Linked DNA regions of Homo sapiens: region 2 is linked to region 1. Evidence: chromatin loops called from intact Hi-C (ENCODE). Cell type or tissue: Panc1. All regions are shown on one strand. Links, peaks and the distances in the headings refer to the core of each region. The heading gives the core; the rest is flanking DNA.

Region 1 (15,500 bases), core at 6,469-8,968:
TGTTCATGATTTACTAAGAAAGAAATGCCTAATGCCAAGTCACAACCCAAGGCAGCATTGCAAAAATATTGCAAGCAGGTTAGAAAGCATGCTGAAGGAATGCAAAGGGAATACTGGGGCAGGTAGATAAGGATGCACAGAGAAGCATTTGGGAAAAGGCAAATGCCTCTGGGCAGAGGGAAGAGTAGCCACCCAGAAGATGTGTGGTAGAGGCGTAATTTTTTTTCTAGAGCCTAAGTTGTGGAATGATGGAGTGGTATATGAGACAGATGGAGGGCGGAATATGACTTGCTGCCAAAGTGGCAGCCCATTACCACAAGGAGGAACTGTTACGGTAAAGGGAGATGGACACCCTAGAGGTTCTAAGAGGCTCAGGCTTCCCAGAAACAATCTCCTGGAATCAGAATTTGAGACAATGATAAAGTGGCGACACAACCTGCTGCTGGAAGTAATTTAGGGCCATGCAGATCCTTGACACTCTGCCTCTTGATTCTGATGGCCTAGCCCTGGCTTCTCAACACTCAATCTTTTCCCTGTTCTCTTATGCAGCTCTTGCAGGAGGCTACCATGAGCTCTCTCTGGTGCTCAGGGACTGGAGATGTCATCGAGGACTGGTGTCGATGTGACTCCACTGCTTTTGGAGCTGATGGACTCCCCACCTGTGCGCCTCTCCCACAGCCTGTGTATGGTTCTCTTTCTCTCTTTCAGCATTACTCTGGAAACAGATAATGAGCGTCTACTATTTGCAAAGAAATAGGCTGGGTACTGGGAAACAAAGAAAAATATGACACAATACCTGCCTTTAGAGAGCTTTCAATCTACCAAGGGAGGCAGCACAGATGGTTTTAGTAGAGAAAGGGTGTGACAAGTGTTAACAAGAGGCATTTAAAGAAAGTGTGAAGAGGGAATGGTCAAGTCTGAACTGACGCCATGGTGACGGCTCTGTGGAGGAGGTGGCGCTTGAACTTCTCCTTGAAGGTGGAGAAAGTAGGACAGCATAACTAGAAGACAATGGGGAGAAAAGTGCCATTGTAATGGAAGAAGTTAGAGATCTACACTGAGAGCTTAACTAGACCAAAAACATAACCACTCATTGAACACTTACTGGGTGCCAGGCATTGTATGGAGCAGTTAGATACTGCTCATTTAATAGACAAAAAAAAATGCATTCAAATGGATTGAATGATTTTCCAAAGTGGTAGAGCAGGAAGCAGAATTGGTTAAGAGGCATGTTCTTGGCCATTATAGTACGGAGAGGATAAAATTGAGAGATGATCTGGGGCAGAACCAACAGGGCTTGGTGACTGATTGAAGTAGTGGTGAGGAGAAAGGAGAAGTGGAAAGTGAACTTAAGACTTCTGACCCTGGTGGCTGGGAAGATGAATAGGCCACCAGTGAGCAAAGAAGAATCAAAGGATAGGCAGGTTTGAGGAGGAAGCCAGTTTCATTTGGGCTTGCCTTGGAGCTGTCATGGGGTAGTTGAGTGTGTGGGGATGTTCAGTGTGCAGAAAGAAAGATGGAGCTCTGCAAAAAAGTAAATACTAGAGATGAGATTTCAGTCAACCCCAGAGAAATGGGAGATGAAACCACAGCTATTAGAAAGAGTGCTCCAGAACAATAATCAAGTGGGAAGAGCAGAGGGCTGGGGATGAACAATAGGAGAGTCTGCATTTGAGGGGTGAAGAGGATGAAGTGCTACAAAGGTGTCTGAGAATGGACATGCCCAATTTCCTTCCCCTCAATGGAAGACGAAACAGAACTGGCCAAGCTGAGGGCCAGGACCTGAGACAAGAATCCCTTGTAGCCTCTAATATGGCATCTGCCATGGGACTGAAGCCACAGGAATATTGTATCTAATAAAGACTGCTGGCATGACAAGCTGGAAGAGAGTGACCCCAGGGGCTGGTAAGGCAAAGAAATCCTGAAGTAAAGATCAGGGCCTGCAAAAGTGAAAGGCTGAGTAGGCAGGAGCAACAGACCGCTTAGGAAAGCAGCAATTGAGAGGCTGCCCTCTGGCCTGTTTCATGCAGGTGCGGGTAGGCACTAAAGGGCCAGGACAGAGCAAGAAGAAATCAGAGGAAGGAGGAGAATGCAGCACTAGAGGGTCATTACAAGCCAATTTCTTCTCTTGTCCACAGTCTGTCTTCTCTCTGTAGGTGGTTTTAGATACCTACAGCCTTTGGCTGTAGATACACTAGCCTTTGGCTTCCTGTTCTTCATAGTCATGATTGGACTTCTTGAGTTAAAAGAGAATCAAGCTCATTATTAATAAAAGTTCCTTCATTTAGTATAAAGGGAGCCACTAGGAGAACTGCTGCTGTTACACTAATTCACCAGGTAAGAGAGCTACCTCTGAAACAATACTGAAGCTACCAAATGTTATCAGGTGGACACAAGATCCAGCCATAATGTCCTAGGGCTTATTTTGTTTTTAAACCTGTGTTTACTAAATCTTATTGCAAAAGATTAAATTGGGCTAAATTTTCATAAACAGTAAATGTCTATTAAGGACTTTCCTTTTCTTGACAACTGATCACCTCCTTCAGTAGCAAACCTTAGTTTCAGTGGGAAACGAAAATATACTTTAGTTTTACACAAGTCTGTGTAAATCATATACACTTCTATTTCTCAGAAGAGGCCGGGTTTAGTCCATATTTTCACAGAATTTGTGTTCTCAGAAATCTAACTTATTTAACGTTCCTAATGCTTTTTTTTTCAAAACAGCACTCTGCATATGACTCTAATTAATGAATTTGTCAATATCTGCACAGTTTTGGGTCTATTCCATCTTCAATGTCATATGCAAACTATGCACTCCTTCACTAACAGAAGAGCATGTGTTTTGTATTATTTTCCCACTAGTTGAATTCCTTACTTTTGTGTCCACAGTCTACTATAATTTATTTTTGAAACTCTTATCACATATTATTATAATCACATGTATAATTATATGCTTCTATTGCTCACTAAGCTCCTTTAAAGAAGGGACTGGGATGGGCTTGTGCACCACTGCATCCCCAGTAGCAAATGGATGCTTCACAAATATCTGTTGAATTGAAATTGAAGATTGCAGATGGTTTGGTGTCATTCATTCTTAGTACCTTGCACAGTGATCCTTGAGACGACCGACAGGCACCTGTGAGCCAAGCAGAGAAAAGGAGGGCCAGGAATATGAGTGATCATGATATCTGGGAACCAAGGATGAGATAAATGGCAGGGATACTTGTAAGGGAGGGAGGCTGGAGTGAGCAGGAATGGGGAACATTCCCAGAATCCAGTCATCTTGAAAGAAACACAGAATTGGAAGAAAGAGGGGAAACCTGAGGCACATACAAGAAATCAGAAGGTGGCTGTGAATTGAAACCACGTGGATAATTAAGAGATCCATACCAGTGAATGCCAACAAGGATTATTAAGTTTCTGCGAGGTACAGAGAGGTATGAGCTGGCAAGGCAAGACAGTGGTAAATGTGGACAACTTGTAAAGAATAAGGAGAGTATGAAGTGAGAAAAGCAAGGAAAGGCTGGAATCAGGAACCAGGATATCCATATAAACCCAAGAGCAAAGACAGAAACTGAAATCAGAATCTGGGCAAGCAGGCAGAAGACATCACTCCAAGGAGAACTTGACATGTGGCCAACTTTCTCTTGTCCAGTAAAGCCCCCTATGAATATTACTTCCAAACTGAACCTGTTCCAAGGTCCAGCTAGCAGATGGCCTGGAGAAAAGGATAGGTTAGTTCCCATAGCAAGAAGGGAAGCTGGGGTTTCCCCCACCAGCACGGCAGATCCTGATAAGGTTATGGAAGCCAAACCAACTGTGGCCTTATTAATTTGAGATTCTGGACATCACCTTCAATACGTCTTTATATGAGCAGTATACACACACTCTCTTGATATTTTTCAAGAGAAAATCTAGAAATTATGATATTTTCCAGCCATATAAAATGGTACTACTCCAAAAGCCCTATCCTCTGACCCATGTAATATGCAGACATTCATTAATCTTTGACTCACCTACTGATTTATTTATTTACACTTATTGGCTGAGTTTATAATATGTAACAGGCATTTAATACATAAAACATAGATCTCAAGAGTCCTCAAAAACATTACTATCTTTTGAAAGAGACAGGCCCTCAAAGAGATCATTTTTGTAGTTGGTTGGGAAAGAAAAGCTTACAGTATCACAATTGAGGTAGTCAGTGCCCAAAGTGAGTCACAGTTGTGTCCCTGTTTCATGTTCCTTCCTGTCTGCACACAGGCTGAGACTCTCCACGGTTCACGAGCCCAGCAGCACTCTTGTGGTCCTGGAGTGGGAACACTCAGAGCCACCAATCGGGGTGCAGATTGTAGATTACCTCCTCCGTCAAGAGAAAGTCACTGACAGGATGGACCACTCCAAAGTGGAGACAGGTGAGCACCTTCTACTTCATGGGCTTGTCTTGATCCAAGGTGATAAAACTAAAACAAAGAAAAATGCCCTGCCTCATGGCTTTGCTCCAGGTCCCCAGTATCCCAGGGCAATGCAGGAGGAGCAGGGAGAAGAAGAAGCTGTTCTTCTTCTCCAGGAAGCAGCTGTTCTTCCAAGCAGCAGCCATCTTGTCCATTTAAGAGTTTTTGCCTGGTGAGCATCTGACAAAGCCTTGTTTTGATTTTGTTTTTTGTTTATAAAAGAGGTGTCCATTTCATTGCCTCTAGGCACACTCACAAAGAAACAACAATACAATACACTAGTTATCCTAGCCCACAATTAGGAAACAATTCTCTGCTAACCACTGCCATGATTACAGAAAAAAAATTCCTTTGCTAATAACCCCCTTCCAGGCAAAAGCATGTGCAAACAGATGTGTTTGGCCCATGTCTTTTCCTGAAGCAAACTGCTTTTCTCAGGTCCAGCTAGTAAGAGGGAAGCCTTAACAAAATGGAAACACCCCATGAAAAATGTTCCTTGCCTTAGTATTTCACTACCTGCACACAGTGAAAGGTCAACATTCATAATCCCAAAAACTTATGCATGGGATGTGGTCACCAGCAGGATGATGGCACCAACAATCTAATTCAAAATAAACAGCTACTGGTGAGCCTGCCACTGAGGGTTAGAGACATACGCAGCTGCTGCTTCAGGCATAGAGAGCTGCCTACCGCTTCTTCCAAGGCCCTTTGCCTGATGCGCACAGGTATTGCTGAGGTACGGCAGGGACCACTGACCAGAATGCTATCTCTGTCCATGCCAAGAAAATTTTATAAAGGAGCGCCCAGGCCAGGCGTTGTGCCTCACGCCTGTATTCCCAGCACTTTGGGAGGCCGAGCTGGGCGGATCACGAGGTCAGGATTTCGAGACCATCCTGACCAACATGGTGAAACCCCGGCATGTGCCTGTAATCTCAGCTACTTGGGAGGCTGAGGCAGGGGAATTGCTTGAACCCAGGAGGCGGAGGTTGCAGTGAGACAAGATCGCGCCACTGCACTCTAGCCTGGGTGACAGAGCTAGACTCTGTCTCAAAAAAAAAAAAAAAAAAAGAAGCTCTCAGGTGTGATGTGTATCCCTTGCCCTAGTTGTGTCTGAACTAACTCTAGACAGCTCTGAGTGGTTAAATATGAAATAGAAAAGGCCATTCCTTCTAAGTCTCCTTCTCTACTCTAGAGATTGAGGACCAAATCATTGTCATGTTAAGTTCTCATTGAGTTGACTCCATCTCCTCATTGCTTGGCCGTCATTGTTTCTCATGCTTTTTCCATTCCTTCTCCTCTGGGCAGAAACAGTGCTGAGCTTTGTGGACGACATCATCTCTGGAGCAAAGTCTCCTTGTGCAATGCCATCTCAGGTGCCGGACAAGCAGCTCACCACCATCTCTCTGATCATACGATGCCTGGAACCTGACACCATTTACATGTGAGTAACACACACCTACCTAGTGACTTCTTACCCTGACAGTCCCAAGGCTTCTTACCGGTTTCTTCTTGCTACTTGAGTTCCTTTAGAGACTCAGCAAAACATGTTGAGTCTCTGAAGTCTTATCCCAGGTGGCATTATAGAGAATGTTCTCGAGTACTTAGACACTGGAATGGGGGGATCTAGAAAGATAATACGGTCCTGTCCCTTGAGGAGTTTGCAACATAGAGGGGAAAGATATAAAAAACTAACTTTAACTTAAGGCAGAATTAAATAAATGTAGATAGAAAAGCAAAAAATGAAAAAAAAAATTGTAAAAGAGAAGAAAGAAGTGATTAATTCTAACTAGAGTGGATGTCATCTAAACTGTGTTGTGTAGAATTTCAACCAACAGTCATGTTGGAAAAGGTATACTAGGCTCAGGAAGCTGCAAAGGCAAAGGTGAAGAAGCATGAAGGTGAGTAGCAAGTAGTCTAGTAGGGCAGAGGCAGACGGTGAGTAAAAGGGAAAGGAAGAAAGTGAGACTGGAAAGATAGAATGCTATAAGTCCAAGGAGTCATTTTTGAGGAAAGGCATAGAATACCAAGAACTCTGCTTTAGAAAGCTAGCTAGCTCCAATGGCATTGAAGTAATTTAGAAATGTTAGAAATGGGCAGCACTTTTCTTCAAAGAAATGCAGCGAACTATATCATGGCCATTGGAATGACCCTATTCTTTCTGCGAACTCTTCCCCATTTCTCCCTGTGCTCTGGAAACAATTGTAAAATGTTTGTGACGCAGAGATGTAAAAGATGCCAGAAAAGGAGAGATAATGATAGAATCTAAATCATGATGGAAAAATTTGGGTGCTAAGGCAGAATTCATAGTGATGTCGTTGTAGGACTTCGTGACCCCATCAGTATGAAAAACATTTAACAGTTTGCAGAGGAGATCACGAGAATAGAGTCAAGGTTTCCAGAATAAATCATGTCTATTTCCACAGTTAAAGAGTTCAGAGATGAAAAGCACTAGAAATTTGAGTGGCATTGATTGCAAGATGAACTTCAGTGCTCAGGCTGAATGTCTTCAATATAGGAAAAAGGGATGTTGCTATGGGCTATGCATGATGAAAGTAAAGTACATAAACACAAGTGACATTCTAGAGGATTTCGACAGTATATATAGACACAGATGAGAATACTAAGACCATGTTGGTCCACTTTTTGGGTGATTCCACCAATGCCATGATTCTCGTTGGCTCTTTTGATAGGGGGCAGTTGTGGCCCTTTATTGGAGGGGAGCAGGTGAAAGGAACAAGGATTTGGGAGTGCAGACCACCTAACCTGCTGTAAGGCATCTCAAACTCAGTGAAACTTGAACTATCATTTATAGTAAAGGCTCAGTAGTCCTTCAGTTGTGACTAAATCACACTGTTACTTAGGAATTCCAAAGTTCCAATGTACAAGAAGTGGTATTAGGAGTGCAGCCATTACCCACACTGCGACCCTCCTCATGTTGGCCTGATTGGCTGCGTTTCTGATCAGAGACCGAGGCCAATACCGTCTCTCACTCCAGCTGTCTTTGCTGATCTCCCATTATGTCCCTCCTACATCTTATAAAATGCGAACTGTGAATGCTGTTTATTGAGAAGTTGGAGCCAATGCAGGGGGCTAAGGAAGAAACAGCAAATCTCCACCAGGTGGCGCTGCAGATCACAAGAAGAGGGCCGTGTGGGAGGCCAGGAGTGACATTCCTCTCCCGGAAGGATCCAGGAGAGCTGCGCTTCAGCCCTTGGGATAGGGACAGAGCCCTAGATTAAGAGTTAAGAATACATGGGCTGCAAGCCTGGTTTTTTGTTCCTAACCACTAAATGGCTGTAAGCAAGACACTGAAACTTTCTCCAACTAAGTTTTCTTTCTATAAACTGGGAGGAGGGCGGCCTTCATTAATGGAGTGCTGACTCTGAGAATCCCCTCTGACTCTGTGAGATTAGGGGTATTGTTTCCATTTTTTAATTGAGGAAACAGGTGCAAGAAAACGGAGTAACCGCCCCAGAATCACACAGCTAGTTGCTTCGGGTATGCAAGCCTTGCATCTTAACTCCCTGCTGCTCTAGGTTACTGTGAGAATCTCAGAGCATGACCTCATTACCTCATATTAAAGCAGAGCGCTGGCTCTGCACCTGGGATCCACAGAGGTGGAACAGCATTTCTGCTTAGCTGGCTTCCTTTGTCACTTTTTATATTTTATTTAATGCTTTTTAAAACATTATTCTGAGAAGGATCCATGGCCCAAAAACAGCGAAGAACTCCTACTTGAAAGAGACCTTAAAGTATGTCTGGTCCAGCATTCTTCATTTTACAGATGAAGAAACTGAGGCCAGGGTAGGGAGGTGACTCACAGGCCTTTCAACCTACTGCCCCATCATCACAATGCATGCTCACAGGAGAGCTGCTCTCTTTCCGGACGTGTGACAGCAGACAGATAATTCAGAAAAAAGGGAGGCAGATCAGAGGGATGGGCAGAAACCACCATGACTGGAGAAGGAAAGTGGGAAAGTATCAGACAAGAGAGCCAGTCCTTAGCAGGGGGCTTACGAGTCCTCCACTCACATCAAGTTTCAGGCCTTTAAGACCCACCTTTGGAAGCAGAGCTGTTCTGTGTCGGTGCGCACTCACACAGGCCTCCGTTGGGGTCATCACCAAGTCTCTAGCTGTGGGCTGAACAATCCCAGCCAGGCAGCAGTGGAAGAAGCCCAGGAGTTTTGGACAAAGCAGTAAATATACTAACACATGAGCCTTCCCACTGGGAGCAGGGCTTATCTCTTCTGCCCAGTAATCCCATCTAACCCTCTGAGGGTGCTGAGTGTTCAGTGGTAGAAACGATAACGCTAACGGTAAGCCGAGGCCTTTCTGAGATGACCGCACATGGCATTTCCACATGAAATGTGTAAAGTGCTCCCCCGGCCATGATGATGAAATAAACTGACTGCTCTTTCAGTGGGCCCTCCAAAACTGAGGGATTTGGGACTACTGAGGAATGGCCCTTAGGTCAAGCCTGGACCCTCCTCAGAAGGTTAAGTGAAGTATCTCCTTTTCTAATACCTGCTTCATGTTAAAAATAAAATACACTACTAAAAGTGGAAAGAGCTGGAGAACTTAAATTTTGCACTGATTGCCCCATTGGGGTAATGTGAGAATTAATGTGAGGACAGGTATTTTCATCCTAGGTCAGCATCCAATACAGTTTAGCTGGAACTTACAGCAAGGCAGGCCACAGGGCAGAGCTTGGGCCAGCTTGGGGGCGGGGGGAGAGGTGGGGATTGACTGAGAGAGAAGGGGTCCATCTGACAACGAAGTAGGATGTTTCTCATTATAGTCCAAGGACACTTAGAAATTAAGGGTCCAGGGTTAAGGAATGGTGGGCTACAAAAGGTGGCTGGAATGCAGCCATAGACGGTCTAGGGCAGGTGACATTTTAACATATTGCAGGCAGCATCATGTGGCCCAGAGCTGCACATAGCCAGACTGCAGCCCTGACCTGAGTTCCAACACCATGCTCAGGGCTCTGGTAGTCAGGCAGGAACAGGCAGAGCAGGGCCAGAATGACAGGGGATGGGGCACTGGGCAGGCAGGACCTCAGCAATGGAAACCAGAACAGGGGCCTAGACTTACGGACTCAGACACACAGTCAGGGGTGCAGGCCCTGTAGGAAGAGGGAGAGCGAACTGCGAGGACCAGAGGACCGGGTCAGGCCCATGCCCCAGCCCTGTGACCATGCTGGCCTGAGAGCATCAGCCTGGGAGAGAACAGGACTTCCTATCTCCTGACACTGATGAGAACTGATAGCCAGAACTGGGCTTAGGGCACAGTCTGCAACAAGGATAAAGCCACTCCACCTCTGGGCAGAGGACGGACTTCCTACGCACAAGAGCCCTGGTGTCAGGACCTCTGTGGGAGAAGGGGGCTCACTCGGGCCCCTAGAGGGCAGTGCTACCGAGGTTTGTATGACATTGTTAATCCTGGGGCTTTCTCACTTGCTACTTTATGGAGGAAACACGGGTATGAGGGGGAACTTCGCCTTGTGGGAGTCCCAGACTACTAGGTACAAGTCTGAAATCTGCAGAGTGGTACCTTTGGGCGCCTTCTTGAAAGGGAAGGTCAAGATGGTCTAGAGCAGGTGGGCAGAGGAGGGAGTTGGTGCTGACCTGGGACTGGATTGTGGGATTGAACCAGGAACAGAGCTAGTTCTACACGGGGCTGGTCAGATACACCAGCTGCTGGGTTTGGTGGCCACATTCACAATTCTAGAAACAGTACCAGAAGCTGATGAAACATCAGCATATGGCATGTGGGGCCAAATGATGCAAAATTTCATGACTGCCACTGCTAGGGGTCCAGCCAGCCTAGCATTGCCACCGAGAAGCTGTAGGGGCTCCCCTCTGAGCTTAGAGGAGAGGAATGGCAAGGAGACAAGGGTGAGAAGACCTTGAGTTTGGAATCAGGGTCAGGCTGGGGTTGAGTACAAGGTAAGACCATTTATAAGAACTCAGGAACAGGGGATGAGGCAGAGGCCAGTGAAGTGGATTGAGCCACCGTGTTGTAGACAGGAGTGAAGGGCTGCACACTTGGTCCTGGTCTGACAGCAAGGAGGGGCAGGAGTCCTGCAGGAGGCCAGCAGGTGTGGCCCAACCTGCTGTGTCCTGAATCTAGGCAGATCGTCACATTCTGAGTCCCAGCAGACCAGTGTTCAGGTGGTATGGGGGCTGCCTGTGTGAGGCCCCCGTAATTCAGCATGATAATTTGGAGAAGGTAGAGGGAAGGCAAATGGCGTATTGGGGCACACAGGCTCTCACACTGACCATTCTGTGGATGTCTTTGTGGGGAGGGAGTGGTGGGCCATGGTTGTCTTTTCTCTGTTGAGAGAAATGCATATTTCTTGCCAGAATCATTAAGCAATTATCTATATCTTTTCTACTTCACCAGCACGTCTGTTCCATGCCAAGCTGACATTTAACTGGACCACTGTGTCTTGGGGCCTCTCTCTCCTTTTCACCTCTCTCCCTCCCTGTAACTGTGCCAAAAGAAAACAAAATAATTGCCAATAAATGCAGCCTCCTGTGGTGACACAGCAGAAAGTAAAGTGACAAGAAAGGCGACATTAATGATTTTCTTTAGACCGACTGGGTTGGTTATCAGAGGCCCTTGGCACAGACACCAGAGCTGATTGCCATGGTTGTGTTCAGATTCCCTTTTCAGTGGCAGAACCTAGAATTCCTCTTCTTCCTCTCCATCTAGCTCCATCACCCAAGGGGAAATTTTACTTTCAGCCTTTAATAGCCAGGTTTTCATTTTCTTCTAGGAAGGGGCTCCTTAGAATCATGTCTTCACATTGTCATGGAGACTGCGATGTTTCCACTCTGGATTCCTGGTCCACAGTGGGCAGTATCTCAGAGGAACAGAGTGAGCTGTATGTGGGGAATGAAGAGTCTAGCCACAGGCAAGCCAAGAGACTCTCCACTAGGGCTGTTTTGCATCTCACTTTAAAGAGGGAAGCTGTCCCCGGTCCTTTGCATAGAGGTGTTGACTGCACATGGGAAGGAACTGAAGAGAACTAGTGTGATATATGCAATGTCATGAACCATATTATCTTTCAGGTATTTCTGTACATTGTTGTCTCATTTCGTTCTCACAGTGGCTTACAAGTAGTCTTATTATCATCTCCATTTCACAGGCATTCACTATAACTATGTGGCTTCAGACCCAAGTTCTGACTGTCTGTTTCCAAAGATATAAACTCTTCCCCTGAGTGGTTGTCAAAGTTTAACAGGCACCAGAGTCACCTGGAACACCCGGGAAAGCACAGAGGTCTGGTTCCCATCCCTAGAGTTTCTAATTCAGTGGGTCTGGGCTAGGGTCTGCTGCTCCCAGGTTCCCAGGTAATGCTGGTCCTGCTGGTCTGGGGGCCCGACTTTGAGAACCGGTGCCTGATGCCAGATGCTTTCTGCCAAAAAATATACCCAAGACAGCAAATTACAACCCAAGACCCACTAGGAAGCAGTGAGAGGCTCTAGGCTTCATCTTTCTGCCTGGGATGGTGGCAGTAAACGTGACCCAGGATGACGAGAGTATCTGGGTCCATAGCCACCCATTCAGGCAGAGCTGGGCCATGAGCTAGGGCCACAGAGATCTAGCCTCCAGCCACACTGTTTCTGCTAACCATGCCCTCCCACTCCCTGCCAGGTTCACGCTGTGGGGAGTGGACAACACAGGACGGCGCTCCAGGCCAAGCGACGTGATCGTGAAGACCCCATGCCCCGTGGTGGATGATGTCAAGGCTCAAGGTAAGAGACATCGAAGTTAGCAGTGTTTCTGAAGGGATGCCCCAGGTACCCACCACTTGCTATGAGGACAGAAGGACCAAGAGAGTTGAATAGAACAACCTGGAGTTCAGCAGGGAAGGAGAATTCAAGGCCCAGTACAGGAGCGTTGCCTTTCCAGAAATAATACTCAGCCGCTGGCAAAAGTCCTCATCGTATTGCATTACTCCACACAGTCATTAAGTCAGGGAGCCCATAGGAGACACTGATGAAGCCCCCTAGCATACACGATTGTATGCCAGGTGCTGACGTATGTAGTGAAGTACCTGTGATCTCTGCCCTCAGGATACTGATAGGGTCACTCACTCTGTCTATAGGTTTTTGTACATCTGAAAGATTATTTTGAATTAACATATACAGCAAGGCTGCAGATTTGCAGTTAATTGCTAAATCCTCCCATCCCTGGCAAAAATACATCAAAATTTTTAATTGTATATTTTGAAGTTGTGGGCCAGTTCTTTGATAAATAGCTGGCTGTCTTTAGTACAAACTCCCCTGCAGGATCAGTCCCTGTTAATTAAGAAAAACTTGACTTCAGTCAACATCCATTGCACAAAGCTTACCTTTTCCTCATGACAATACCGGGCTGGTCTTGACATCATCCCCTGTTCTAAGGTTTTTACACCCTATTTATAACCAGAATTTTAATCATCCTGGTCACCACTTCTTCAGGGCTCCAGCACTAATTTAAGTAATCTTATCAACCACTAATGTGGTAGTATTGAACGGATAGCATTTGCATATTAACAAAGACATTGATGCTGAAAGTTTTAGGTTGTGCAAGTTTCAGTAAGAGAAATATTGTGTCCAGTCTGATTTGCTGACATCCCTTAAATCATCTTATATATGGCTCCTGACTCCAGGTGTATTAGATTGACAGGAGGGACATAATCCCAGAATGTCCAAGGGGTGACACTGTGATGATGCAAAATCACAGGGGAAAGAGTGACCTAGATTCCCATTAATTAAAACCACTAATATTGTAGCACTATGCAACATCTGAAAAGATTTTCATCTTTAATCTGCAGAGCATGTTAAAGGTAGGGTTATTTCCAACACAGACACCTGATCATATCAAGGGCCCTTCTTAAAACTCTTTCATGTATTGCCATTCCTCTTGTGACAAAAATATTAAACAGGTAAATTAGGACCTAAATGGAGTGGCCCCAGCCCACTTCTCCAGCACTTCGGCCCCCTCCCTTAGCCAATTTCTGCATTCCAGCCTCACTGCCTTCCTCAGTTCTTCCAAAACCGTTTTCATTCTACCATGAGGCCTTTGCACACATTGGTCCCATTACCTAGAATTCTCTTACCCTGTCAACTGATGAACACCTCTTATTCTGCAAATCTCAGATCAAGTGTTCCTTCCTCAGGGCAGAAAGGGCCAGGAGCCATAATAAGGTATCCTCACAGTACCATGTTTTATTCTTCAGAACATTCATCATATTTATTATTATAATGATATGTTCAATGCCTTTCTACCTCACTAGACAGTGAGCTCCATGAGAGCAGGATCCCAGTCTGTTTTTGTCCACTGTTAGGTCACTAACACCTGGGAGGCAGCATGGTTGACCAACTCATTGCAGAGAACCTGGAATCAACATCCCAAATTCAAATGCCTGCCTCCCATCTAACTGCTTGATCTTCAACAGGTTACTTCACCCCGTGCCTCAGTTTACTTATTGGTAAACTGGGGATGAGGGAGATAGTACCCTAGCTAATGAAGTTCTAGTGAAAATTGAATGACTTAATTAATTTAAAATAGAAAAAAACCACCCAGTGCCTGGCATATAATAATATTCAGTAAAAGTTAGCTGCCATTATTATCAGTAACCAACCATAGAGCTTGCTGTCTACTAGGAAGTCAATAAGTATTTACTGAAGGAATGGCACAATACCCCCATGTTATAGATGCAGCAATTGAGATTCAGAGTGGAGTAAGTAAAGTGATAAAGATCACAAAGCATCTGGCAGAACCAGCACTCACACTTGTTATTTTACCCAATTCCCATTTTGTCCATGTTACCAAAAAATGGTTAGAGAATTATTATGTCAAAGACTGAAGCCCTTCCCCCTTGTCTTTAAATACTGGTGAAGAAGAAAAGGCTCACATTTTAAAAGACTGTTCAAGTTACATACCGAAACTCTCCCTTTTTAGACCCTCTGGAGTGAGTGCTGCTGGCTTATAGGGTATAGACTGAATGACTTTCGAAGGTCTCTGCAATTCCCTGATGAGGAAAACTGGCATTGAAAACTCCCAGATGAGAGACTGTCTGCAGAGGACCCATGACACCCTTATTTCATTGTCTGCTGATTTCTTCCTCTAAGCCAGAGAGAGGCAGGTAGCGAGAAGGTGCCTCTGCTATTCCTGTGTTGGAGCATTTGCTGGTGTCCTTGCAGGTAGTACAGCCTGCAGTGAGTAGTGGGAAATCAGGGAGTAGGCAGCAGGTGGTGGGACATCAGGGAGGTGATTAGCAGGTGGAGGGGATGCAGCATGATGCTACCTACAGGGATGGATAGGTAGAAAGTAATTCTAGAATAAAGAGTGGCCCATATAGGGAAGTTTGCTGGGAGCAGACAACTACACAGTTTTCCATGCGGGGCTCCTTCGGGTCAACCCAAGCCCTCCAGAGTACATCAAGATGTGCTCTGCCTGCTTGTGCTTCTTAATAAAGGGAGTTTCTGAAATCCCAGCAGACGAGCTGGGAGCAGAAGAGCCAATTTAGTGTTGAGACAGTGAAATAACACTCCCAGGGCCTGTTATCCTTCAGCCAGGAAGGTGTCCTGTGCAGGTAAATCCAGAATTAATGACTTAGACTAATTGAGGGTATCCTTGCTAATTAATACAGTTCTAGCAGTTCTACCAAAATACCATATGCTTTGTCTTCCTCACACCCAGATGGTGATCATAAATATGATCTCGCAGCACTCAGGTCTGAGTTTAAATCCAATAACAAATGGGAATTACCTTTTAAGTGACCTGGAGCATGACTTCAGCTCCTCATTATCTACCTAAAAGCCAGACTTCATCCCTTATGTGAAGATTTATCCTAAACTAGATACTTTCTCTGAGGAATTTTCCTGCATCATGACACTAAAGCCACTGTGGAAATAAGTTTCTACCGATGTTTTGCTGAAACCAGCCTTCCCCCAGTAGGTTCAAGCTCATGTGAGTAATGAGATCAACCCTCTTGGCTAGACTCTAGGTCAGGCCATGGCCTTCCGAGAGTTCTTCATGAAGCTTCAT
Region 2 (15,500 bases), core at 7,268-9,767, 510 kb after region 1:
AGACTCTCTGTCAAACAGCCCATGAGGAACTGAATCCTGTTACAACCATTTGAGTGACAATGAGCTTGGAAATGGAACTTACCTCAGTTGGGCATTTTGATGAGATTGCAGTCACAGCCAGAAATTTGATGACAGGCTTGCAAGAGACCTTGAGGTGGAAGCATCTAGATAACTTACACCCAGTTTTCTGGCCCACAAAATTTGAGATGATAAATGTTTGTTGTTAAAAGGTTCTAAGTTTGAAGGTAATTTTTTAAGGTATCTAACTAATACAGATTTTGGTACCATAACAAATACTTAGAAATACGGGAGCAGCTTTGGAACTGGGCAGTGGATATAGGTCAAATGAGTTTTGAGGAGCATGTTTAAAGAAAGCCTAAATTGTCTTGAATATATTTTTAGTAGAAATCTCGACTTTGGGGACCTGCTGGTGAGGGCTCAAAGCAAGAAGTTAGGAACAATCAATCTTCTTAACAACAGTTTTTTTATGATTGAGCAAAGGAAAGTTGTTAGAAGAAGAAGGGTTATTAAGGACTAAAGATCTTTCTGGTATCAGGGACACTGTGGCTTGCTGGTTTCAGGTAAAAAAAAGTTTCTCATTCCGCTCCATGGCAGTCAAGTTTTCTGACTTCTAGATAGTATATATTACCAGAATGCTGGCTCAGTGAGTGAAAAGATAAGAAAGGAAATAGCAAAGGTGAGCACTGACAGTACAAAGAGATGAGAGGAAAAGAAGACTAGAAGTAGATAAGATGTGCTTTAAGTCTAGAAGAAATAGACAATATAATCTGATGAGTTACAGTACTACCGATGGTTTTGAACGTGAAACTTAGAAATTGGAGACAGATGTACAAAAAGTAATGCTTCCAGGCTGTCACTGAAGTAAACTAGGAGTCTATTGAAGTTTCCTTGGCTTTGTGGCACCTGTACTTACCAAAGGTGAACAGAGAAAAATTATAATCATTATCTGCATAACCCCACTCTATCCCCTCACCACCTCACCAAAAAAAATGTTCCCTTAAAGTTTTCGCTGAAACTCTTATCTGTCATATCCTGGGCAGCTCACAGTGATAACAGTACTAGTAATTACCAGTAATATCAGCAATTGCTACTGCTTATTGAGCCCTGGCCAAGTCTTAAGCACTGAAGTAAGCATCTTTGGTACATAATGTCATTTAATTCTCACAGCAATCCCATACTGTGGGTACTATTAATCTTTTCATTCAGTAGATGTGGAAGTTCATCTCATGCTGAGAGAGATTTTAAAAACTTGCCCAAGGATGCACAGCTGTAAAATGAGTAACTTGGAATTTGAACTAACTTCAAAGTCCATGAACATTGTGCTAGATAGCCTCCCAGGAGATTTCATTTGCTGAGCACTCATTTGCTATCACTCTGCTAAGAGCTTTGTTTACATTATCTCATTAGAATATCGCAACAGCCTATAAGGTAGGTTTGATTATTCCATTTTGTAAAAGAAGAATCTGAGTGAATGCAGTCATCACCAGGCTGTTGTATCCAGTGATCCTCCAGCTAAAATCACTATTTGTCACCAACATGTGCAAAGTGAATGCTTAATAAGAGCAAGCTTTTTAGACAATATGTTTTATGATTACCATAATTGATGAACAGTGTACAAATACCCATACAGGGTACCCCTAGTTTCATGGAATACTAGACTCATGGTAAGCTCTTTCTCTTTTTCTCATTTTGGAGGTCAAAGTGGGCCCCTTCCTGATGTGTACCCACTTACATAGCCCTTACACTGAAGCCAATGGGGGGCTCAGGCATAAGTAAAACAGATGAGACTGCTGGGAATACAGTGGAAGGCGAAAATCAGCATACAGACTGTTGTGCTTGTGTTGATCCATGTTGATGTCTGATATGGCTATTCTTGTCTGTGTTTACATGTCCCATTCATCTGCTTCAACCAGACAGGGTTTTATTAATATTATTGATGGTTGCCATAACAACAAGCATGTGAATATATTCTAACTATGAAATTATTACAAGTATTTTGTTGATCACAGTCCATAAATTGCATCAGAGGGATGATCACCAGGGGTGAAGGGAGATGGAACAGGACATCACCGGATGGACACTTGCTTTGATCTCATGGGAGAAATTTACATAATGATGTCTCCTGAAAAAGGGGACATTTCCAGGGCCTTCCTCTGGAACTTCAGAGCTGTTTAACCCTTGGAGAAAAGCCAGTAACTCAACTGAAGACTCCTCCTAGACTAAAAACAGCATTCTGAGTTTGCATCCTCCATTTCCATCACTTTCTCCCTCCTAACCTTCTCAGTCTTTTCTGTATTCGGAACACTAATGGGACAAAGTCAAATACTGGAAATTGCGTGATTTTTCTTTGCTGCTTTTAGCTCTGGCTTCTTAGGTGAACATTCTCTTAGACAGCAGATACATGCTGAAATTTACACTAAATATCGTGATGAGGGAAAGAAGGAGTAAGATAGTGAATATGGAAGCCATGCAAAACAATCTCTGACATTGAGGAATTTGTGGTCTTTTTAAGGCTGACTGAGGAAGTTCTCAAGATCTGGGACTTTTGGTTTGAAATCCAGAAAAGTCTGGGACAAACCAGGATGAGTGAGTCACTCCATGAAGTGAATCTGGGAAATTCACTGCACCTACCTAGACCTCATTACTTCCAACTCTAAAAATAAATTTAAAAAATTAACTCCTTTGCCTTAATTTGCAGTAATCCATAGTAGATAGAAGAAGAAAAATGCATAAAATCTTTAAAAAGAAGTACAGAAAGGCCAGCCATCCTTGATCTTATAACATTGGCACCAGAGAGACAGGAAATTGGGCCTCCTTAGTAAAACACCTGAATGTCCATGACCTCAAAAACTTAACTTCTTTCTAGGTACACCTTGTCTCTTTGAGGAAATTAGAGAATCATTAAACAAATTGACTCCCTAAATGTACCTATGTGATTCCCAGGATGTACCTTACATGCTGGAAGTATCTGGTTCAATCAAAAGTGTAGAAACCAGTCTTAGAACTGCCAACACACAGCTGCATGTTTAGAATGAATGAGACATGATCAGTAAAACATTTTGATTACAAGGGACTACAACCTAAACACAGCAAAGAAGACACCAGATTGAAGTGTACCATTTCATGTGTTGGTTGAGAAGGAAGTGAGAGAAGGTAAGGGAACAGTCAGTATGGTCATTCTATGGTTGTTTCATACCACCATCCCTCTTTCTGAAAGATATGAGCAGTCCTTGGGCTTAGGGTCAGGCATTACCTATTTTCTCTAGAGAAATGGGACTGCTATGAGAATGAGAATTATAGACTGCTGGAGGGAAGGGATGTACTCACTCAAAGTACCTCCCCCACCACCTGCCAATTTAAAACATAGTTTTGGAGGGAAAATAAAGAAGCAGATTCTTCTCCTCCAAGATATTAGCAAGGACAATACTTTTCACCCTACCAGCTCAGCCAATAAAGAAAAAGACACTTTACACGAAGGGCTATCAGAGTTTATGGGCTTCAAGTGAATGAGGCCAAAGGGATAGCTGTTAACCACAAAGCCACAGATGACTCATCAGTTTGTTTTCTGTGTTCTGGTAGGCTTGGGACATGATATAGGCTAAATTGTGTCCCCCTAATAGATATGTTAAAATCCTAACTTCCAATACCTGTGAATATAACCTGATTTGAAAATAGTGTCCCTGAAGTTGTAATCAAATGAAGACGAAGTCATTCTGAATTAGGGTAGGTTGTAACCTAATAACTGTTGTCCTGATCAGAAGAGAAAATTTGGACACAGAGATACAGAAGAACACCATGTGAGGACAAACACAGAGATTAGGCCAATGCCTCCGAAACCGAAGGAATGCCAAGAATTGCTGGCAATCACCAGAAGCTGGGAGAGAGGCAAGGAACACACTGTCCGTCCCTCCAAAGGAACCCAACTGAACAGCAACTTCATGTTGGACTCTTGGCATCCAAAACTATGAAAGAATAAATTTCTGTTGTTTTAAGCCACCTAGTTTGTGATGATTTGTTATAGCACCCTAGGACACTAATATAGGCAGCAAGGGTCTCTCCTTGGTAAAGTAGTGAAAAGGTGCCTCTGGAAACTGGAATTCTTACCTGATTAATTATAGTCATATAATTTCATCTTGCTCCACTTCCCACCACCCTCCATATTTATGCTAGTGACTCAAATTTGAATCCTTCACTGGCTCCTCACAGCTTGCACAAGATAAAATCAGACCTACAAAGCGCTGACAGATGTGGACATCGTCCCATCTCTATAGCCCACTCTCTTGCCTTATTCACTATACTTGTAGTCCTTTGAATCTACCCTTCTTTTTCACACATTAGTGATTTCACACAGATGTGGTCTTTGCCAATATGAAGTGTAAAGACCCAACTCAAGTGTAACTTTCCTAGGAAGCTTTCCTTGAACCCTGTGGTATAAAGAGCTTGTCTGATCTTTGATCTCTGAATGTTCCCAGCACAAAGAAATGATCAATGTTTGAGGTGATGGAGATGCTAATCACCCTAATCTGATCACTATACATGATATATATCAAAACATCACTAGGTACCCCATGAATATGTACGATTATTATTTTCCAATTTAAAAATAAATAAATAACTTTTATTAAAAACTCTTGGGATTTTCTAATTGTTAGGAGTGTCTTTGTTATGCTAATGATGTAACTCATGGTGGGCCCATAAATAGCTTCAGGATGGGGACTCATCACCAGAAGAAGGTTGGCACTTTCAGCCACTGGACCTCCAGAGAGGAGAGCAGGACTGGAGATTTAGCTCAGTCACATGGGCAATGACTTAATCAATAATATCTATGTAACGAAATCCAACAAAAACTCTAGATATGGAGGCTTACAGAACTTCTTGGTTGTTGAACAAATTGTTATGCCAAGAATGTAATGGACCCTGACTCTACCAGGACAGAATGTAGAAGCTCTTCAGTCCCTCCCAGACCTCACACTATGTATGCCCTATATAATAAAACTGTAATCATAACACTTTAAAAAATTCTGCAAGTTATTCTAGCAAATTATCAAATCAGCGGGAGTGATGGAAACCACCAAATTTATATCAGTCAGAAGCACAGGTTATCTGGAGACCTCCCAAAGTACAGCAGGACCCTGAAGGGGAGTATTGTAGAAAACATGCTTTAACTTGGGGAGTCTGATACTAACTTCAGATGGTTAGTATCAGAATGATATTATCATCATCAGAATGATACAATCAGTAGAACCATACTGCACCCAGTTGGGTTTTGAAACAGAACAACCCTCTATTTCTTCTCTCCACCTCTCCTCCAGTTAGTGATACAGTGTGCGCCGGTTTTGCATGACCACAAGGCATCCTCCTCCATAATCAACCCATGTTGTTTGAGTGAGGCTAATCCCATTCTTTCAGCACCAGGGTAAGTATTTGACTCAGACCCAGACTGGCCAATGAGAGTATTCCAATTCCCCTTGTTGCTTTAGGATAGGCATGGGATTCAAGTTAGTACAGTGAGAGTAACTTGACAGAAAAAATCCTCTTTCCATTAGGGGTGCTAAGCTTAGAAGAAGTGAGACTACAAATGTCTGATCCATCCTTGGCACCACTCAGGGACTGTCTGAAAATGATGTCAATGCAAAAGAAGAAAGAGCCTAGAGACACTGTCCGGAGTATTTGAGATCCTGAATATATCTGTGTTTGAAACCAAAAATACCTTCTGGACCTTCTAATTATGTGAATCAGTAAATTATCTCTTTTCTTCAAATTGGTTTAAGCTAAGAGTTCTGTCACTTGAAATGAAAAGGATCCTGACAATAGACCATCTTCCAATGCACACCCATGGCACTCATTTCTACCATCACACTCAATATAACTGCTGATTTGTTTACCTGCGCAGCTCTAGACCGGAGAGCTAGAGAGAATAGCAACTAAGTCATACTTTTATCTTTAATGCCACAATGCCCAACTCAGAGCCTAGAATAGTAGTGTCCTGTGAATGTTTTTGAATAAATGTTGGGGAACTAAACACCTCTGTTACACATGCTCATTTCTGCCCTTCAGGCATCCTTTTCTCCCTCTCACCTTCACCCCTAGCCTAGCCTCATTCACAGGGTAACAGAGGGAAAAAGGGAAAGTGTAGAAGTTGAAAGAATTGAATTGCAGCCCTGGTTCGCTTTTTTAGATGTGTAACCTTGGATGATTCTCTTATCTCTCTTTGGCCTCAGTTTATTCATCTGTAAAGTGAACAATATCTGAAGATCCCATAAGGGAAAACCTTTCTTGACTCTAATACCTGCTAAGTCTTTAATTAAAAACTAAAGCATTGGCCGGGCGTGGTGGCTCACACATAATCCCAGCACTTTGGGAGGCTGAGGTGGGTGGATCACCTGAGTTCGGTAGTTAGAGACCAGCCTGACCAACATGGAGAAACCCCATCTCTGCTAAAACCACAAAATTAGCCGGGCGTGGTGGTGCATGCCTGTAATCCCAGCTACTTGGGAGACTGAGGCAGGAGAAATGCTTGAACCCGGGAGGCGGAGGTTGTGGTGAGCTGAGATCGCACCTTTGTACTCCAGCCTGGGCAACAAGAGTGAAACTCCATCTCAAAAAAAAAAAAAAAAAACTAAAGCATTAACTATTAAGGACTGAGCTTTGAGTTTCACTGGAATTCCTGCATTTTAATAAATGAAGACTGAGAAACCTTAAAGGATTAAAGAGGTGAAGCTACAAAGGTGGAATGACAGACTCCACCTCTCATTCTAGAGATACATATTTGAGAGGTGTGCCAAACTCAGTGGCCCCACACTTCACATAATCCTTGGGATTCACTATTGAAACCACCACTGGAGAGATATAGGCCAGGACTAACTGCAAAAGATGAAACCTGATATCAAGTCTATTCAGCATGTGCACTTACACCCACTCCATTTCAAATTGTCAGTATGAAACCATAAATCAGAACTTGCCCCAAATCCACCGATTGGATAAATAGTTGATTCCATGACATTGACACTGTGGTCCCAAGCCACAAAGGAAAGCATCTGTCACAAGAAAAAGATGGTAAGACCCAATGAAGGAAGCAGGATAAACTATGTCTCTCAACTCTTAACAAACAGGAATAAGACCTAGACATACTGTCCACTTGGGAGATTGCCTTGGGCCTCCAGCCTCTTATTACTTACTTCTTTTTTTCCTCAGGGTATAAACTTAAGTGTCATTATTTTAGTCCAAATTCTCCTCAAGCATAACACTATGGAAGAATTTCAAGAGAGGAACCATTGAAAATGATGAGTGTAATAAATCTGGTGTCCTCGGCTCCACCTTCCAGACTGAGTCCAGACTTACCTTCCAAACTGAGTCCTGCACCAAGAAAGTGATGTTTGGAGTCTGCTTTTGTTCCAACCAAACCCAGAGGTCATGCCTAGAGGAGGAAAAGTAAGTGGAGGCCAAGAGAATCATCTCAATTGTTCAGGCCCTGGATTGCTCCTGCCATCCTCCTAGGGCTCCTGAAAGGGTGGCTATTGAAGAGGAGAGGAGGGCATAGGGAGCAAGGGAGATTCTTTTCAAATTTTCCAAACCTGATTATTATGCACTTTTCACACTTTCCCTATGAACAGACAACAAATGACATGACCAGGAGAGTCCGAGGGATAGTCATAAAGTACATGTCATATACAGGACTGCTCATGAGAAAATAATATATTAAAACTCCGGGGAGAAACTACCGGTCCCCCTCAAAAAACTCCACCACCCAAGCACACTAGATGCCATTCTATCCACTGTTAAGCTCTAACTTCATGGTTTAAGAACCTTAATTTCTGTTATAACTATGCATATACTCCTAGGCTTAACATTTAAGCCAGTATCAGCTACTTCAACCACAAGGTAAATTAATTTCTATCCGTTGCTAACATAACTTTGATGAGTGAGGGAAGCCAAGAAGGAAAGAGAAAAGGGAAGAAAAGAAAGGGGAAAAGAAGGGAAAGGAGAAAGAGAGCAATAGGAAATGAACCTGTGCACAAAAATAAGAATAAAGGCTGAGATTATTGCCTTCATAACGTTGCAAAAAGTATTTGTCCTATTAAGGCAAAATCAAAATTTTAAAATATGACCCTTTGAGAATATCTACCGAAGAGTACCTACAAATCAACTAAGAATCATCCCTGGAGAGAACCCTACACTCCTGCGTTAGAATCACAAGAATTACTCCTTTTATCTCCAAACATCTCCAGAATTATCTAATTTCTGAACTGTTCCTCTTTTCTTCCTCCACCAGGCATAATCTGGGATTATTTCAGAGAGAATTAAGCATCTCCCTAACAAATCTTGCCTCTCTGACACAAGCTGTGGGAGGCTCCAGGTCATTGCTCCGAGATTTGCAGCGTTTGGGCTACTACAATTCAGTTCTCCATTCTGCAACTTCTAAAGAAACAACCTGAAAAAAGAAAAGCTAGCAGAATCCTTCAACTGTAGGAAGAACTGCCAACTTTCTCTTGGGGTAAGGGCACCCTCTGGCGGTGAGTGTCTGTATGTGGCCTAACAGCACCATCTCTGAGATACGCAGTTCCTTAAGTGAGCCAAACGTGAGCCAACTGTAATCCTTCCAGATAGAAACTATTCCAGGATTTCTCTAGGTAGCAAAATGATCTACTGAACTCAAAATTATAACATTTGGGTTTACAATCTTGCACTATTACTAGTGTGTGATGTTTGCCTAATCACCTCTCTTAGCCTCACTTCTATTAAATTTAGGAATACAATGCCAACATTAGGATCAAATGAAAATACCTACTATTCAGTAAAGTACTATATACGTTAAAACAAGACATACTATTATGGATTATCAAATAGATACAGATCTCAGATTCAAATACAAAGTTCTTAATACTATATTCTTATCCTGCTAGCCTTGTCATGTTACCCTTACAAATCCTGTTTTGCTTTGTTTTGTTTGAGACCAGGTCTCACTCTGTCTCCCAGGCTGGAGTGCAACAGCATAAACATGGCTCACTGCAGCCTCAACTTTCTGAGGTCAAGCAGTCCTTCTTCCTCAGCCTCCCGAGGAGCTGGGACCACGGGCACGTATCACCACATCTGGCTATACAAATATTTTATAATGATAGTTTTCTTCTGGATGCCTGCCTTTGACCTTCACCTAGTTCCTTGTCATTCTATGTCCATGTCACTGCTGCAGCCTGATGTTTCTGCCTCCAGTTTCTCCTCCAAACTGCCTTGCCAACTGCTCTATTAACCTTCATGTCTGTGTTCACCAAGCCACTCCCCAGCTTTGGACCTAATGACAACTTCGCATGACCTGGAGAAGGAATTTAAAAGAACAAAAGATAGCCTGAACAAGCAGACCTTCAACAGCATAGCCAGAGTCCACCTGGCAGTCCTCCACATCTTCCATCCTGGGATCCTTAAGGTGATTGATTTTGTGCCTTTTCCTTCTTTTCTGCCGATTATCAGGTAATCCCTGATAAGGGATACAGGGCTTTTATTATCTGGCCCCTACGTACCTCTCCTACCTCATCCTGCTCTGCTGTTTTATATAGACACTACATTCCACCCAAACCAATCTCCTAATACTTCTGTTTATCATGCCTACATGTCTTTGTACATGAGTTTCCTTTGCCTAAAGCAAATTTACCACACTCTGTTTAATCCTTACTCACTCTTAAACACTCAACACCAGCTTGAACATCTCCTGGAGGCCTCCATTCCCTCTTTCCCACCTCCAAGTTTAGGTTGGGCATATCTTCCCTAACCTATCATATCACTTATCATAGAACCCTATCATAGCACTTATCACATTTTCTATTCTAATTGTCTTTTACTTGTCTCTCTTCCCCGATCGCCTAGCATAATACTTGGCATTCAATAAATAGACACTCAAGATAATTTGATGAATAAATAATGACTTCTATGTTATCAAACTTAAAGGCCACCTTTTTGTTCTGCTCTTACTTGATGTCTCAACAGCACTGGTTAAGTACTCCACTTTGTGTCTTTAGCGTTTATGACACCATATCCTCTTGCTTTTCTCCCAGCTCTGTCTCCTCTGCTGGAATTCTACATGTTGGAGTGTCCAGGGCTCTGGCTTGAGCCTGCATTTTCCTCTGGGTTCGTGTTCTCCCTAGGTGACTTTTTTTTTTGATATCATAGATTTAAATGCCACAAATATATGTTGATGACCACTAACTTTTGTGTCATACTTTTCTCAAAAACCCTAGATTCATATATTAGATAGCTTTGATAGATTCTTATTACATATAGCTGTGGTCTAAATGTTGGTGTCTCCCTAAAATTCATATGTTGGAATTGAATACCCAATGTGATAGTATTAAGAGATAGAGCATTTTAAGACATGATTAAATCAGGGAGCTCTGTCCTCATGAATGGTATTGGTGTCCTTATTAAAGAGGCTGAGTTTTAGCCAAAGGAATTAGGCAGGAAAAAAAAAATAAAGGGCATCCAAATTGGAAAGGAGAAAGTCAAATTGTCCTTGTTTGGAGATGACATGATCTTACATACAGAAAACCTTAAATATGTCACCAAAAAAACTCTTAGAATTGATAAATGAATTCAATAAAGTTGTAAGATACAAAATCAACACATAAAAATCAGTAGCATTTCTATACACCAAGGATAAACTAGCTGTAAAAGAAATTTAAAAGCAATCTCATTTATGGCTGGGCAGGGTGGCTTATGCCTATAATACCAGCACTTTGGGAGGCTGAGGCAAGTGGGTCATTTGAGGTCAGGAGTTCGAGACCAATGTGACCAACATGGCAAAACTGTATCTCTACTGAAAATACAAAAATTAGCCAGGTGTGGTGGTGGGTGCCTGTAATCCCAGCTACTTGGGAGGCTGAGGTGGAAGAATCACTTGAACCCTGGAGACAGAAGTTGCAGTGAGCTGTGCCATTGCACTGCAGCCTGGGCAACAGTGTAAGACTCCATCTTAAAAAATAAAAATAAAAAAAAATTAAAGCAATCCCATTTGCAATAGCTACAAAAAGTAACAAAATACCTACAAATAAATTTAACCAACGAGATGAAAGATATCTACAAGAAAAACTATAAAACATCAGTGTTCATGGATTGGAAGAATTAATATTGTAAAAATGACCATATTACCAAAAGCAATCTACAGATTCAATGAACTCCATCAAAATACCGATGATACTCTTCACAGAAATAGAAAAAGAACAATTCTAAAATTCATACGGAACCACAAAAGACTCCAGATAGCTAACACAATTCTGAGCAAAAAGAACAATGCTGGAGACATCACATTACATTACATCACATCACATTACCTGACTTGAAAATATACTAAAAGCATGATACCGGCATAAAAACAGATACACAGACCAATAGAACAGAATATAGAACTCAGAAATGAATCAGCATATTTATAGCCATCTGATTTTTGGCAAAGGCTCCAAGAACATTTGCTCAGGAAAGGACCGTCTCTTTAATTAATAGTGCTGGGAAAACTGAATATCCATATGTAGAAGAATAAAATTAAACTCCTATCTCTCATCATCTACAAAACATCAACTCAAAATAAATTAAAGACCCAAACTATGAAACTACTGGAAGGAAACATAGGGAAAACACATCAGGACATGGGTCTGGACAAGATTCTATCAACAAAACCACAATAGCATAAGCAACAAAAGCAAAAATAGCCAAATGGGATTACATCAAACTAAAAAACTGCTACACAGCAAAGGAAACAACACACTGAAGAAACAACATGCAGAATGGGAAGAAAATACTTGCAAACTATTCATCCAACAAGGGACTAATATATGGAATACAAGGAATTAAAAAAACTCAACATCAAAACACACAGACAGACACACACACACACACACACACACACACACAATAATCTGACTGAAAAGTGAGCAAAGGATCTGAATAGACATTTCTTAAAAGAAGACATATGAATGGCCCACAGGTATATGAAAAAAATTGCTTAACACCCCTAATCATCAGGAAAGTGAAAATCAAAACCATAGTGAGATATAGTCTCACCCCAGATAAAATGGGTATTATCCAAAGAAACAAAAAATAACAAATGCTGACAAAGATACAGAGAAAGGAGAGCTCTGATACATTATTGGTGAGAATGTAGATTAGCACAGTCATTATGAAAAACAGCATGGAGATTCCTCAAAAAACTAAAAATAGCACTACCATATCATCCAATAACCCCTCACTGGATGTATATCCAAAGAAAAGGTAATCAGTATGTTGAAGAGATATCTGCAGCCCCAGCTATTGCAGCACTATTCACAATATCCAAGATATAGAAACAATCTAAGTGTCCATCAGTGGAGGAATGGGTAAGAAAAATGTGGTATATATACACAATGTAATACTATTCAGGCATAAAAAAGAAGGAAACCCTGTCCTTGCAGCAACATGGATGAGCTTGGAGGACATTTTGTTAAGTAACATAAGCCAGACACAGAAAGATAAGTACCACATGTTCTCACTCATAGAAGCAGAGAGTGAAATAGCAGTTATGAGAGGCCGATGGGGGACAGTGAGAGGTTGGTTAATGAATAAAAAATTATAGCTAGATAGGAGAAATAAGTGCTCATATTCTATAGCACTGTAGGGTGACTATAATTAACAACAACTTATAATACATTTTCTTGTTTACTTTTTCTTTTCTTTTCCGTGTGTGTGTGTGTGTGTGTGTGTGTGTGTGTGTGTGTGTGACAGGGTTTTACTCTGTGGCCCAAGCTGGAGTGCAGTGGTACAACCAGAGCTCACTGCAGCCTCAAACTCCTGGGGGCAAGCAATCTTCCTGCCTCAACCTCCTGTGTAGCCAGAACTACAGGCATGCACCTGTAGAGGTAGGGGTCTGGCTATCTTTCTCAGGCTGGTCTTGAACTCCTGGCCTCAAGTGATTCTCTCACCTCGGCCTCCCAAAGTGCTGAGATTACAGGTATGAGACACCACACCTGACTTAATGTATATTTTTAAATAGCTAGAAATGCAAATTTTGAATGTTACCAACACAAAGAAATAATAAATGTTAGAGGTTATTTATATGCTAATTACCCTGATTTGACTATTATAGCTTATGCACTGTATATATGTATCAAAGTATCCTACTATAGCCCATAAATATGAACAATTATTATGTGTTAATTAAAAGTATTAATAAAAGCAAAATAAAAGAGATTGAAGAGAGCTGCCTTGCCCTCTTCTACCATATGAGGATGTAGCAAAAAGGCTCCATTTTTGAAGCAGAGAGCAAGCCCTTACCAGACTCTGAAGATGCTGGTGCTTTGATCTTGGACTTTCCAACCTCCAGAACTATGATCAATACATTTATACTGTTTATAAATTACCCAGTCTAAGGTATTTTGTTATAGCAGCCCAAATGGGCTGACACACATGGATCTTAAATTAAACATTGTCAAAACAGAACTCTAATTTCAATCCCCCATTCTAAATTTACCCTTGTCTTGAGCTTTTCCATTTCAGTAAATGAACCCAGAATCCACCCTGATGCTCAAGTCAAAACTCAACAAATTATCCTTAATCCTCTGTCATTTCCCTACCTCTCAATCCATCACCAAACTCTATTAAATTCCACCTTCAAAATTTTCCAATCCTATCACTCCTCTCTACCCCACTGATATGGCCTTCTTCTAAGCCACCACCATCTCTGTTAGTGCCTTCTAACCAGCCTCCTTGAGTCCATTTGTTCTCTCCCATCAACTTTTCACATTCCAGCCAGAGTGAACTGAAAAAGGCATGTTGGAAGGCTACAAAAGAGATGTTGGTGTGAATTTTGACCATTTGAGTAAAACAGTGTCTTCCAGATTTCTCTATAGTAAAATTACTATTTATCTTTGAAATTAATAAATAGTCTGTGGGAGAATAATTTGATACTATGTAAAATCCCATTTCTGACCCCATTTTTACCCACTAGTTTTAGTATTCCTTGATGTCTCTTGTCTAAATTAATTATCCCTCTGATGGCTGCCATTGGTAATTGTCTAATACCATTATCCCTCCTACATTTATTAGTTATCTTTCTACCATAAGGAAGAGCTTTCTCTGCTCCCCATTTATTTATTCATGTATATCAATGTGGAGTCATCACTTCCCGTTCTATTCAGTAGGTTATAATCTGTAATTATCAAGATTTATTTTGATGCACTATTGTCCTAGATTTGGTCCATAGGTGCCTCTTTTCTGTGTCCTTTCCAACTGTCCATCTTCTTTTAGCATTTTCTTCTTTCTAACACAACGAACTAGTCTAGGTACATCTTCTACTTTCCCTGCCCCACTGCTGGAATCCACCATTTCTTCAAGTGGAGAGTGGTTTTTGGAAACCAAAATATGAGCTTTATCATATTAGGGTATTGCTGTTCCCAGTTCCTTCCAGTGGGCATAAATAGAAAATACATGCACATGTAAACATACATATATATTCATATGCATATATATACCTTTATATGTATGTATATACATGAATATATATGCATGTGCACATACACAGACACACACACTCACACTTATTTTATGTATATATTCATAATTTCTTGTCAATACTCCAACCCAACACCACATGGTCCATTGCATTCTAGTTTTGCCCCTTTCCATATTTTTTCTTCCTTTTCTGATGGCGAAAAAAAAAATGTTTTCAAACTTCCATTTTTATGCTAATCTCCTGACCCTGCCAGGTGCTGCCTCTTCTGGCCAGGACTCTGGCCACTACTTGTGCCTGCCTACCAGCCCTGTTTTTTGCTATCCTCACACACATCACTATATTTTAATTATCTGAAAAGTACTTATTTTCAGTCTACCCTTTCTAGAATGTAAGAGTATCTCCAGCACCAAATACAATATTTGGTGCATGGTATGTCCCCATTAAATATTTGTTGAATGTGTGAATGAACTCATGCATGCATGCTGCACCTGCAGGATCCTGAAGTAAATATTAGCTGGGGAATCATGGGTGGAAGGCGAAGGAAGAAGTGGCACATCGGTGATAATAACACTGAAGCAGGTCCTGAAGTCTAAATTCCAGGAAAGTGAGCAAACAATGTTTTTTCATGGGCCTTTCTTCATAGGAAGATCACCATGGAGAAAAACAAGTAAAAATCTTCATATATTTGAGTAGTTAAAATAAAAAGGATGAATGTGTTCCAGAAAGCATGGCTCCCAAAAACACGGACAGCAGTCTGTAGAAAGAGAGAGAACTTCCAAAGCCAAACAAGAACAATATGCACAATGAATGACAAGAAGGGCTTCCCCAGGATAGATGATCTCCAAAAAGTTAGAGAAAAGAAAAACAAAAGTGAGAGTACAAATGAAAAAGAACAAACAGAAAGCTCCTGAAAATGGACCTGCCAGCCAAGCTAGTGAGACCTCTTAGCCACCTCGGAAGACCAGAGCCCAAATGGACCCCACAGTTGAAAACAAAAAATCATTTATGAACA

What was found. A loop is a pair of places that touch in the nucleus more often than their neighbours do. Peaks named below come from ENCODE experiments on the same cell type or tissue, not always from the same donor. Only the 100,000 strongest peaks of a DNase experiment are listed, where the experiment ranks them.
Region 2: a loop joins it to region 1, with 10 times the contacts of the local background. A loop is called at or near these places in 60 of 110 quality-filtered maps.

What each region holds. Positions count from the first base shown.
Region 1 is chr1:176,873,254-176,888,753 of GRCh38, reverse strand. ASTN1 (astrotactin 1) reads left to right here. Exons shown (of 23, transcript NM_004319.3): 18 at 550-683; 19 at 4,264-4,415; 20 at 5,760-5,895; 21 at 12,117-12,217. Among named protein-coding and RNA genes, the nearest start is that of MIR488, 150 kb to the left of the region's middle. RefSeq lists a cis regulatory region at 8,692-8,709 and an enhancer at 8,629-8,773. In Panc1, for the core only: CTCF peaks have their summits at 7,367 and 7,572 (motif pointing right); a DNase peak (open chromatin) is centred at 7,573; H3K27me3 peaks cover 221 bases.
Region 2 is chr1:176,368,197-176,383,696 of GRCh38, reverse strand. It overlaps the pseudogene MORF4L1P7. Among named protein-coding and RNA genes, the nearest start is that of PAPPA2, 87 kb to the left of the region's middle. RefSeq lists a silencer at 8,501-8,600. In Panc1, for the core only: CTCF peaks have their summits at 8,241 and 8,522 (motif pointing left); a DNase peak (open chromatin) is centred at 8,486.